Regions from separate parts of the Homo sapiens genome. Here region 1 is linked to region 2. Evidence: chromatin loops called from intact Hi-C (ENCODE). Cell type or tissue: PC-9. All regions are shown on one strand. Links, peaks and the distances in the headings refer to the core of each region. The heading gives the core; the rest is flanking DNA. Region 1 overlaps TOM1L2 (target of myb1 like 2 membrane trafficking protein). Region 2 overlaps ATPAF2 (ATP synthase mitochondrial F1 complex assembly factor 2).

Region 1 (5,380 bases), core at 150-5,149, 76 kb after region 2:
AGGAGTTCTCTATATATTCTGAATATTAATCTCTTATCAGACATGTGATTTACAAATATTTTCTCCCATTCTGTGGGTTGCCTTTTTATACTCTGTTTATAGTGTCCTTTAATGCACAAAAGTTTTAAGTCCAGTTTCTCTACTTTTTCTTTTGTTGCTTGTACCTTCCGTGTCATGCCCTTATCTTTCAGTCGAATCTAACACAATGCCTTAAAGATAAGGATGGTGCTATTAGTAGCAGTCAGAATGTCTCTCCTTACTAGGTACTGGGTTATGTAGTTTACATGCATTCTTTTCTTTAATTCCCACAACAATTCTGTAAGGCAGGTATTATCACTCTATTTTGTTTTTTTGGAGACAGACTCTCACTGTGTCACCCAGGCCTGTCAGTCATATTTTAAAAGACTAGGAAACTAAGGCTTAGAAGTGAAATAACCAGCTGGGCTCACTGGCTCATGCCTGTAATACTAGTATTCTGGGCAGCCAAGATGGGAGGATCACTTGAGCTCAGGAGTTCGAGACCAGTCTGGGCAACATGGCGAAATTCCGTCTCTACAAAAAAATACAAAAATTAGCTGGGCATGGTAGCATGCACCTGTAGTCCCAGCTACTTGGGAGGAGGCTGAGGTGGGAAGATGGCATGAGCCCAGGAGGCAGAGGTTGCTGTGAGCTGAGATTGTGCCACTACACTCCAGTCTGGTTGACAGAGCCAGAGACCCTGTCTCAGAAAAAAAAAAGTCAAGTACCTTCCTCAAGGTCTGTGGATTATCAGTGGCAGAGCAGGGATTTGAACCCAGGTCTGTGGGCAGCAGAGCTGGTGCTCTTAACCACTAAACCAGAGAGCTTAGTATTGTTTGTGGGATTGAGTGAATGAATGCCTGAATGAACTTGGTAGCTGAAAAATCTAGTAATAGTTGTCTTAAATCCAGACCTACACTAGTATTGTAAATTATGTACTCAGTTTCAGTTTTCCTCCTGTAACTCAGTGTACAAGTGTCCTCTTCATACCAGTAAGTTTTCTGAGAATTTCCTCAAAGGACGTGCTTTCTTATATCCTCGCTGAGGCACTTCTTAGTAATGGAAGACCTGTGTATTTTACTTTCTCTTTGGATTTGCCTTAGAACTACAGTGATGGATGGAGGAAAAGACGGAATTTAAACACATGCTAAATTGTCTAACTGACCAACTTGCTTTTAAGACATCACCAGCTGCTCTTTTAATCATTAATGAAGCATAAGCCTTGTAGTCTGGGAGGCATGTCAAAAATTCTGTTTCGGGTTTTGGTTTAAAATTGAGTGTAATGGAGAGAGACTGATTCTTTCATCTCAGAGAATTGGGCTGTCTTTGAGAGCTGGGGACAAGAACTGGGTCCTGTAATAGGACACTGTGGAGTTTTTTTTGCTGCTCCTCAAAGGAGAAATCACACAGATTTCTGGCACGTCATTAGTCGAAATAGGAAATGAGGCCTGAGAAATGATGTTGCTTGGGGTTTGAAAGCTGAATTTGCTAGTGGCTTCCAGAGAGCGAGAGTCTCCTATGCTAACTGTGGAAATTCTTAAACCAGCAATTCAAAGAATCAGAAGACTCTAGTTGAAAGGGTCTTAGTGGTATTTGGTCCAACCCTCTAATTTTTGCAGGTTGTGGAAACAAGGCCAGAGAGGGTGTCTGTGATGTATGACATTTCTGACAGCAAATGTGCAGGGATTTTTTTGTTGTTTTTGTCTTTTTTCTGATATCAAATGGATGTCCTACAATTGAATTCAGTTTTGACACTAACTACCTGGAGCTGGTGCGGACCCCAGAGGTTAAGGGCTCAGTCCCACAAGACTGCCCCCACTTCACATGCCAGTCACAAGTTCCTGGTTACCATCTGTACTTCCCATGACCGGCTATAAATTGGGGATTCCCGTGATGCCTTCCCCATGTTTGATCATATGCTTGAATGGCTCACAAAATTCAGGACAACACTTTACTTACATTTTCGTGACAAAGGATATAACTCAGCAACAGCCAAATGGAAGAGATTCATCGGGCAAGGTGTGGGGAAGGGGCAGAGAACTTCTGTGCCAGCCTCCCAGCACCTTTATGTGTTCAACTTGGAAGTTCTTTGAACCCCATCGTTTAGGGGTATTAATGGAGGTTTCATTATGTGGGCATGAGTGATTAAATCTGGCCATTGGTGAATAACTCAACCTCTAGTCCCTCTCCCCTTTCCGGAGGTAAGGTGGGATGAGGGTACGGCTAAAAGTTCCAACACTGAAATGTACCTTGGTCTTTCTGGCTAGGGAGCCCCAATCTCATTAGCATACAAAAGACACTTATCTCTCAGGAGATTCCAGGGGTTTTGGGTGAGGTGTGCCAGGAACCTGGACAAAGACCAAATATATATTTCTTACTGTATCACAGTAGGAGACTTGCCAAGGTCCCACAGTGACTCAGTTTTATGACTCTTACATGTCTTCCTATTTAGCTCACAGCCTCTTGCCAGTCATTTAGATATTTGTATATGGGCAGGGAGGGTAAGCATGGGGTAGTAAGTCTGTCATTTTAATGGAGTGGAAATTTTCAACTCAGCCTCATGAAGGTAAATACATTTTATTGTTTGAAAGTTAGTCTCCTGTTTTTGACTGGGCTTGGTTGGGGGTACTATTTAGCTCTAGATTTGATGGTTTAAATGAAATTAGCTCATAAAATCACCAATGGTCTTCTGTTTTATCTACTTTTTCTGGCACTGGTCCAGACCAGAGAAACCAATCCCAGGCTAGGACTGGGAAAGTCTGGGACTGTTCACTGCTCTGCTGCTGATTTGCTGTGAGACTTTGGGTGGGGCACATCCTGTCAGTTACTCATTTGAAGAGCATGGTTTGTTCGTTCGTTTGTTTTGAAGAACAGAGGTTGAACAAGCTTTCCAAGTTCATTTCAGACCTAAAGCTTAAGGCCCAAATCAAAGTGGCTTTTAGTTTTTCTTTTCTTTTTTTTTTTTTTGAGACAGAGTCTTGCTCTGTTGCCCAGGCTGGAGTGCAGTGGCACAATCTCGACTTACTGCAAGCTCCACCTCCTGGGTTCACACCATTCTCCTGCCTCAGCCTGCTGAATAGCTAGGACTACAGGCGCCCACCACCACGCCCGGCTAATTTTTTGTATTTTTAGTAGAGACGGGGTTTCACCGTGTTAGCCAGGATGGTCTTGATCTCCGGACCTCATGATCCGCCCACCTCGGCCTGGGATTACAGTCGTGAGCCACCACGCCTGGCCTAGTTTTTCTTAAGACTTACAGCTTTCCATAAGAGACTGTACATACCTATGAATCATATGTGTGTGTACGTGTGTGTGTGTATAGCCTGTGATATGTAAGTATATACACACATGTAAATACATGCACACAGGTAAATATATACATATACATATTTTATATATATTTTATATAAATATGTTATACTTTATATATATTTTGTGTAAATGTATATATATTTGCCTTCTAATGATTTTCACTGAGGTAGTTTACTTGTAGTAAAATGCATACATTTTGTTATAATTTTGACACATGCTTACATGTTGTCACCTTACCCCATCAAGATACGCACTGTCAACCTCACCCCAGAAAGCTCCCTCAGGTCCCTTCCCAGTTAATCCTCTCCTCCAACACACTGCAGAGGGAACCACTGATCTTTTATCTCTTCTAGAAGTTCATGAGTGGAGTCATACAGTATATGCTCTTTTGTGTTGAATCCCAGTGATATTTTGAAGAAGAATCATATGCATTGTTTTCTCTACCTGCCATTTTGAAAGGCTGTATAAGGGAGTGGTGGCTCATGCCTGTAATCCCAGCACTTTGGGAGGCCAAGGCAGGAGGATTGCTTGAGGCCAAAAATTTGAGGCCAGCCTGGGCAACATAGCAAGACCCTGTTTCTACAAAAAATTTAAAAATTAGCTGGGTGTGGTAGTGCTACTCCCTGTAGTCCTAGCTACTTTGGAGGCTGAGGCAGGAGGATTGCTTGAGCCCAGGAGGTGGAGACTGCAGCGAGCTATGATTGTGCCACTGTACTCTTGAGAGGTGACAGCGTGCTGGCAGCCGTTGCTCGCTCTCAGGCGCCTCCTCAGCCCCGATGCCTTCTCTGGCTGTGCTTGAGGAGCCCTTCAGCCCGCCGCTGCACTGTGAGAACCCCTCCCTGGGCTGGCCGAGGCCGGAGCCGCCTCCCTCAGCTTGCAGGGAGATGTGGAGGGAGAGGCGCGGGCGGGAACCGGGCTGCGCGTGGCGCTTGCGGGCCAGCGCGAGTTCTGGGTGGGCGTGAGCTCAGCGGGCCCAGCACCGCAGGCCCCGGGCAGTGAGGGGCTTAGCATCCAGGCCAGCAGCTGCGGAGGGTGTGCCATTCCCCCAGCAGTGCCGGCCCGCCAGTGCTGTGCTGGAATTCTCGCCGGGTCTCAGCGGTCTCCCTGCGGGGCAGGACTCTGGACCTGCAGCTCACCATGCCTGAGCCTCCCTGCCGTGGGCTCCTATGCGGCCCGAACCTCCCCAAGGAGCGCAAACCCCTGCTCCACTGCGCCCGGTCCCATCGACCGCCCAAGGGCTGAGGAGTGCAGGCGCACTGCCAGGGACTGGCAGGCAGCTCCACCTGTGACCCAGGTGTGGGATCCACTGGGTGAAGCCAGCTGGGTTTCTGAGTCTAGTGAGGACTTAGAGAACCTTTATGTCTAGCTAAGGGATTGTAAATACACCAATCAGCACTCTGTGTCTAGCTCAAGGTTTGTAAATGCACCAATCAGCACTCTGTATCTAGTTAATCTGGTGGGGACTTGGAGAATCTTTGTGTCTAGCTCAGGGATTGTAAACGCACCAATCAGCACCCTGTCAAAATAGGCCAATCAGGTCTCTGTAAAACAGACCAATCAGTTCTCTGTAAAATGGACCAATCAGCAGGATGTGGGTGGGGCCAGAGGCAGTAGTGGTAACCCACTTGGGTCCTTTTTCGTGCGGGGGAGGCTTTGTTCTTTTGCTCTTTGAAACAAATGTTGCTGCTTACTCCATGAGTCCACTGCTTTTATGAGCTGTAACACTGGCTGCAAAGGTCTGCAGTTTTTCTCTTGAGGCTGGCGCAGACCACGAACCCATTGGGAGGAATGAACAATTCCAGGCGGTAGGAGCGAACAACTTCAGACACGCTGCCTTAAGAGCTGTAACACTCACCGCGAAGGTCTGCAGCTTCACTCTTGAAGCCAGCGAGACTACGAACCCACCAGGAGGAAGAAACTCAGAACACAGCTGAACATCAGAAGGAACAAACCCCAGACACGCCGCCTTTAAGAACTGTAAAACTAACTGCGAGGGTCTATGGCTTCATTCTTGAAGTCAGTGAGACCAAGAACCCACCAATTCTGGACA
Region 2 (5,380 bases), core at 93-5,092:
CTTACTAGTTAGGCTCTTGGAAGTACCTGGCACATGGTAGGTAGTCAAATGTGAAAGAAAATAGGAATGAATGAATGAGAAGGGAGGTGCATAAATCAGGCCCATGCATGCTTTTTTTTTTTTTTGAGACAGAGTCTTGCACTGTCACCCAGGCTGGAGTGCAGTGGCGCAATCTTGGCTCACTGTAAGCTCCGCCTCCCGGGTTCACGCCATTCTCCTGCCTCAGCGTCCCGAGTAGCTGGGACTACAGGTGCCCACCACCACACCTGGCTAATTTTTTTGTATTGTCAGTAGAGACGGAGTTTCACCATGTTAGTCTGGATGGTCTCGATCTCCTGACCTCATGATCCACCCTCCTCAGCCTTCCAGAGTGCTGGGATTACAGGCATGAGCCACCGCGCCCGGCCCCCGACCCCCACGTGTTCTCTCTAAAGACCTTACCAGTTGTGAGATATTTGTGCGTATTTGAAGTAGTAGAAGATTAAACCGCAGTGGGTTCTTCTCAATGAACACTTCAGTCAGCAAGCTGATTGAACTTGGCCACTTAGGAATGGCCATGCCATTGAAGGTTATCAGAAGGAGAGGAGGAGTTTACGAAAGGGTCACTGAGGTGTTGGAGAAGGAGATATTGCAACAAGAAGACCTATATGAGGTTGTTGTGGCAGTTTAGTTCTGCACCAGCTTATCAGAGGTCTATTGACTCCCAGAGTGGCAGGTGTTCTGGAGAAACCTATCTATTCAGCGTATCTGGCTGAATGCAACTGCCTGATGAAGTCAAGGCTAGAAGTCTTGTCTCTGCTATTTACCAGTTGTCTGTCACCAAGACAAGATGTTTAGCTTCTCTATCACCTCCGAGGCATTAGCTGCCTTGTCATCCTCATAGAATAGTGGTGTGGATTGAGGGAGATTATGTAGTCTGTAGATCAGGGTCCAGCCTGCCACCTGTTTTTGTAAATAGAGTTTTATTGGAACACAGCCACATGCATTCATTTACATATCATCTATGGCTACTTTCACTACAGTGGCAGAGTTGAATAGTTGGAACAGATATTGTATGGCTTGCAAAGCTTAGAATATTTACTATCTGATTCTTTGCAGAAAAAGTTTGCTAAATGTTATACATTTGGCCTGAAGGATTTTTTTAACAGCTTTATTGAGATATTTACTTGCTATACAATTCATTTACTTGAAGTGTAAATATAATAGTTTTTAGTATATTTACAGAATTGTACAGCCATTGCCACAATCAATTTTAGAACATTTTTATCACCCTTAAAAGAAACCTGCACCCTTTAGCTATCATCCACCCTTACTACTTCCATCCCTTGGCAACTACTACTTTCCTTTGTTCTTTTATAGATTTCCCTGTTTGGGACATTTTATATAAATAGAATGTGGTCTTTTTTGACTGACTTTTTCACTTAGCATAATGTTTTAAAGTTTGGGTTTTTTTTGTTTTTTTTTGTTTTTAAGAGATTGGGTCTCATTCTGTTGCCCAGGCTGGAGTGTAGTGGCACGATCACAGCTCACTGTAACCTCAAACTCCTGGGCTCAAGTGATCCTCCTGCCTCAGCCTCCCAAGTAGCTAGGGCTACAGGCACACACCACCATGCCCGGCTAGCTTTTTAGTGCTTTGTAGAGATGGGGTCTTGCTCAGGCTGACCTCAAACTCCTGGCCTCAAGTGATCCTCCTGCTTCGGCCTTCCAGAGTGCTGGGATTACAGGAGTGAGCCACCATGACCAAACGTTTTTAAGTTTTATCCACCTTGTATCATGTATCAATGACTCCATTCTTCTTTATTGCCAAACAATATTCCATTGTATGTGTAAATATGCCACATTTTACTTATCCATTCATCCATTGGTGGACACAGGGTCGTTTCTACCTTTTGGCTAATATGAATAACGCTACTATGAACATTCATGTACAAGTTTTTGTGTGGACATATGTTTTCATTTCTCTTGGACATATACCTAAGAGTAGAATTACTGGGTCAAATGGTAACTCTGTTTAACTTTTGGAGGATCTGCCAGACTGTTTTTCAAGGTGGCTGTGCCATTTCACATTTCCACCAGCAGTGTTTGAGGGGTCCAGTTTCTCTATATCTCAACACTTGTTGTTGTCTTTTTTATTACAGCTGTCCTAAAGGGTTTGAAGTGGTATCTCATTGTGGTTTTGATTTGCATTTCTCTGATGAATTATGTTGAGTATCTTTTCACGTGCTTAATGGCTATTTGTATATTTTCTTTGAAGAAACGTCTATTCAGATCCCTTGACCATTGTTTTTTTTTAAAGAGAGGGGGTCTTGCTCTGTCACCCAGGTTGTAGTGCAAGTGGCTCAGTTACAGCTTACTGCAGCCTCAACCTCCTGGGCTCAAGCGAGCCTCACACCTCAGCCTCCAAAGTAGCTGGGAACTACAGGTGTGTGCCACCATGCCCAGCTGACTTTAAAATTTTTTTGTACAGACAGGGTCTTGCTATGTTGCCCAGGCTGGTCTCAAACTCCTGGACTCAAGCAATCTTCCCACCTCGGTCTCTCAGACTTGAACATTTTTAAATTGGGTTATTTGTTGTTGTTTTTGAGACAGGGCCTCGGTCTGTTGCCTAGGCTAGAGTGCAGGGGTGTGTTCATGGCTCACTGCAGCCTCAACCTCCCAGGCTCAGGTGATCCTCCCATGTCAGCCTCCTGAGTAGCTGGGACTACAGGCACGTGCCACCATGCCTGGCTAATTTTTGTATTTTTGTAGAGACAGGGTGTTGCCATGTTGCTCAGGCTGGTCTTGAACTCTTGGACTCAAGTGATCCACCTGCCTCAGCCAGCCAAAGTGCTGGGATTACAAGCTCGAGCCACCATGCCCAGCCTATTTGTCTTTTTGTTATTGAGTCGTAAGAGTTCTTTATGTATTTGGGCTGAAGAATTTTGATACCTGAAAAGAGTTGGTTAGAGCCGCCCTAGGATTACAGATGGCCCTGGAGTTAGAATTTCACCTTTAAGGTTTAAGGCCCACCAGATGGCACTGTTTTAAAAGATAAAGGCACTGAGACAGCTCTGAAACCAGTACTTCCTCTTCTTGGTGCACTGTGGGAGTTGTGGTTCCTGAGGCTGGTAATCTTTCTAAAGGAAAGGCCAGTTCTGCATGATCCTACAAAGCTAGGCTGATTTTTTTCATCTTTAAAGACAGGGTTACCATTGATGTCTGCTAACCATGTATTCACCGAGAACATGGAAGCTTCATAGGTTTCTGGTGGTCTCACATTTTGTCTTATGTGACATTGTTGGGGAACATGGATCCCCCAAACGAATTGTCCAGATCATGTTCTTTTTTTTTTTTTTTTTTGAGACAGAGTCTCATTCTGTCACCCTGGTTGGGGTGCAGTGGCGCAATCTTGGTTCACTACAACCTCCGCCTCCTGGGTTCAACTGATTTTCAGCCTCCTGAGTAGCTGGTATTACAGGCAGGCAATACCACACCTCGCCAATTTTTTAATTTTTTGTAGAGACAGGGTTTCACCATGTTGGCCAGGCTGCTCTTGAGCTCCTGGCTTTAAGTGATCTGTCCCCCTCGGCCTCACAAAGTTCTGGGATTACAGGCATGAGCCACCATGCCCGGCCCCAGATCAAGTTCCTGTATGCCTGTGTGGAGCCTTTACTTGGCTCCCTTTGCTGTCTTTGCAGTGATCTACATGTCCCCCATATGTGGCCCCATTGCCCTCTCTAGCATCTTAGAGAATCTTGCATTCTCCTTCTGACCATCTGTCTAGTCCACAACTGCTCTCTAGAAACCCTGGTCCTTCATGCAACCTGTTTCTTCATCTGGAAACTACTTCCACAGCCCTGCTCTGCCAAAAAAAAAAAAAAAAAATTGAATCAATCAGAAAGTTTGGTACCTCCTGCCTCACCTTCAAGTTGCAATTTAATTCTGACTAATCGTTCCACGTGCCTGCCCCATCACAGAAGTCACCTTATTGTTTGCCTGGTTTAGTGTCTGTATTCCTACTAGACAGTAAATGGCTGGAGAGTGCAGAGATGAGCTTTGCACATGTCCCATCCCCAGGACTTGTATGTCCTGGAACATGATCAGTACTCACCAAAGCTTGTTCCAAGACACGTTTGCCCCTCCAAGTGTCAGTGGGTCATTCAGGAGAGCCCCTGGCTAAAACACATCTATGTGCACCTGCCTTCTAATCTGAGGCCTGGCGGCCCCTGGGCTTCTTTTGCCCTTCTGCCGTCTCATTTTCTGCATGGTTTTCTTCTGCTTGGAGAAATTTTTGGTGGCTTCTTCCCTGCCCTCCATCTATCCCACTCCCATCTAGTTTTTTCTTATTCAGTTACAGAAGTGAGCCTGGCCAACAAAACAGAAAAAAGACTTCCCTCTTGGGAAACCTGGCTGTCCCAGGAGCTTTTGAAGGTTCAGCCCTGTGCTGGCAGTTCCTGCCTTGAGTCTGTTCGTCTGCCCCAGGTCTCTTGGGTTCACTTCCCAGACCGGGCCTGGAAGTATGCTAGAGTGCTCACTCTTGTACATTTGTACACTCTGCTGGCTCTTCCTGCTGACATGGGAAGACCCTTTCCCCAGTGTTGAGTCAGAGCTTTCAGAGCCCTTCCCAACTTCCTGCCTGGCCTGGCTTTTATACATGCAGCCCAGCCTGTTGCATTGGAAAACACAAAGGACATGGTCTACCTCACTCCAGACCTGAGAGAGGAAAGGAGGCCTCCAGACCCATGTCTAGCCTGCCATTTGGATATGACCAGGACAGCATGTAGAGAAATTTAAAAGCAGTAGGGTGCTGTAAACTTCTAATTTTAGTGTCAAACGTATGAGATAATCAGTGTTGTGATTTCAGATGAAGGTGCCATAGTAAGACAACATCATCTTGGTGGACAGATCTGATCCTAAAAAAACACTTTATTTTCTTTTTTTTGAGATGGAGTCTTGCTTTGTCACCCAGGCTGGAGTGCAGTGGTGCGATCTCAGCTCACTGCAAGCTCCACCTCCCGGGTTCACGCCATTCTCCTGCCTCAGCCTCCCAAGTAGCTGGGACTACAGGCGCCCGCCACCACGCCCGGCTAATTTTTTGTATTTTTAGTAGAGATGGGGTTTCACTGTGTTAGCCAGGATGGTCTCAATCTCCTGACCTCGTGATCCGCCCGCCTCAGCCCCCCAAAGTGCTGGGATTACAGGCGTGACCACCGCGCCTGGCCTAAAAAAACACTTTAAACTCTGTCTATTTTATTCACTCTTGTATCCCAAGTGCCAAGACACATGGTAGACACACACATATTTTTGTGGGAAAACAATTTGGGCCTTAGTTTAGTAAGTGCAAATGTGGAATGCAATTTTGGGCCCTCTGTCTGTAAGTATTAGTGATAGCAAATGAGAT

The links. Hi-C counts contacts between places; a loop is a spot of excess contacts. Peaks named below come from ENCODE experiments on the same cell type or tissue, not always from the same donor. Only the 100,000 strongest peaks of a DNase experiment are listed, where the experiment ranks them.
Region 1: a loop joins it to region 2, with 7 times the contacts of the local background. A loop is called at or near these places in 5 of 110 quality-filtered maps.

Annotation. Positions count from the first base shown.
Region 1 is chr17:17,955,695-17,961,074 of GRCh38, reverse strand. All of the region lies in intron 1 of TOM1L2 (target of myb1 like 2 membrane trafficking protein), which reads left to right. Among named protein-coding and RNA genes, the nearest start is that of TOM1L2, 14 kb to the left of the region's middle. RefSeq lists a silencer at 2,732-2,781. In PC-9, for the core only: no CTCF peak of the experiment used is centred there; DNase peaks (open chromatin) are centred at 2,444 and 2,834; H3K4me3 peaks cover 559 bases; H3K27ac peaks cover 4,678 bases.
Region 2 is chr17:18,031,321-18,036,700 of GRCh38, reverse strand. The region is part of intron 1 of ATPAF2 (ATP synthase mitochondrial F1 complex assembly factor 2); the gene reads left to right. Among named protein-coding and RNA genes, the nearest start is that of ATPAF2, 5.2 kb to the left of the region's middle. In PC-9, for the core only: CTCF peaks have their summits at 2,806 and 3,009 (motif pointing right); a DNase peak (open chromatin) is centred at 3,060; H3K27ac peaks cover 1,000 bases.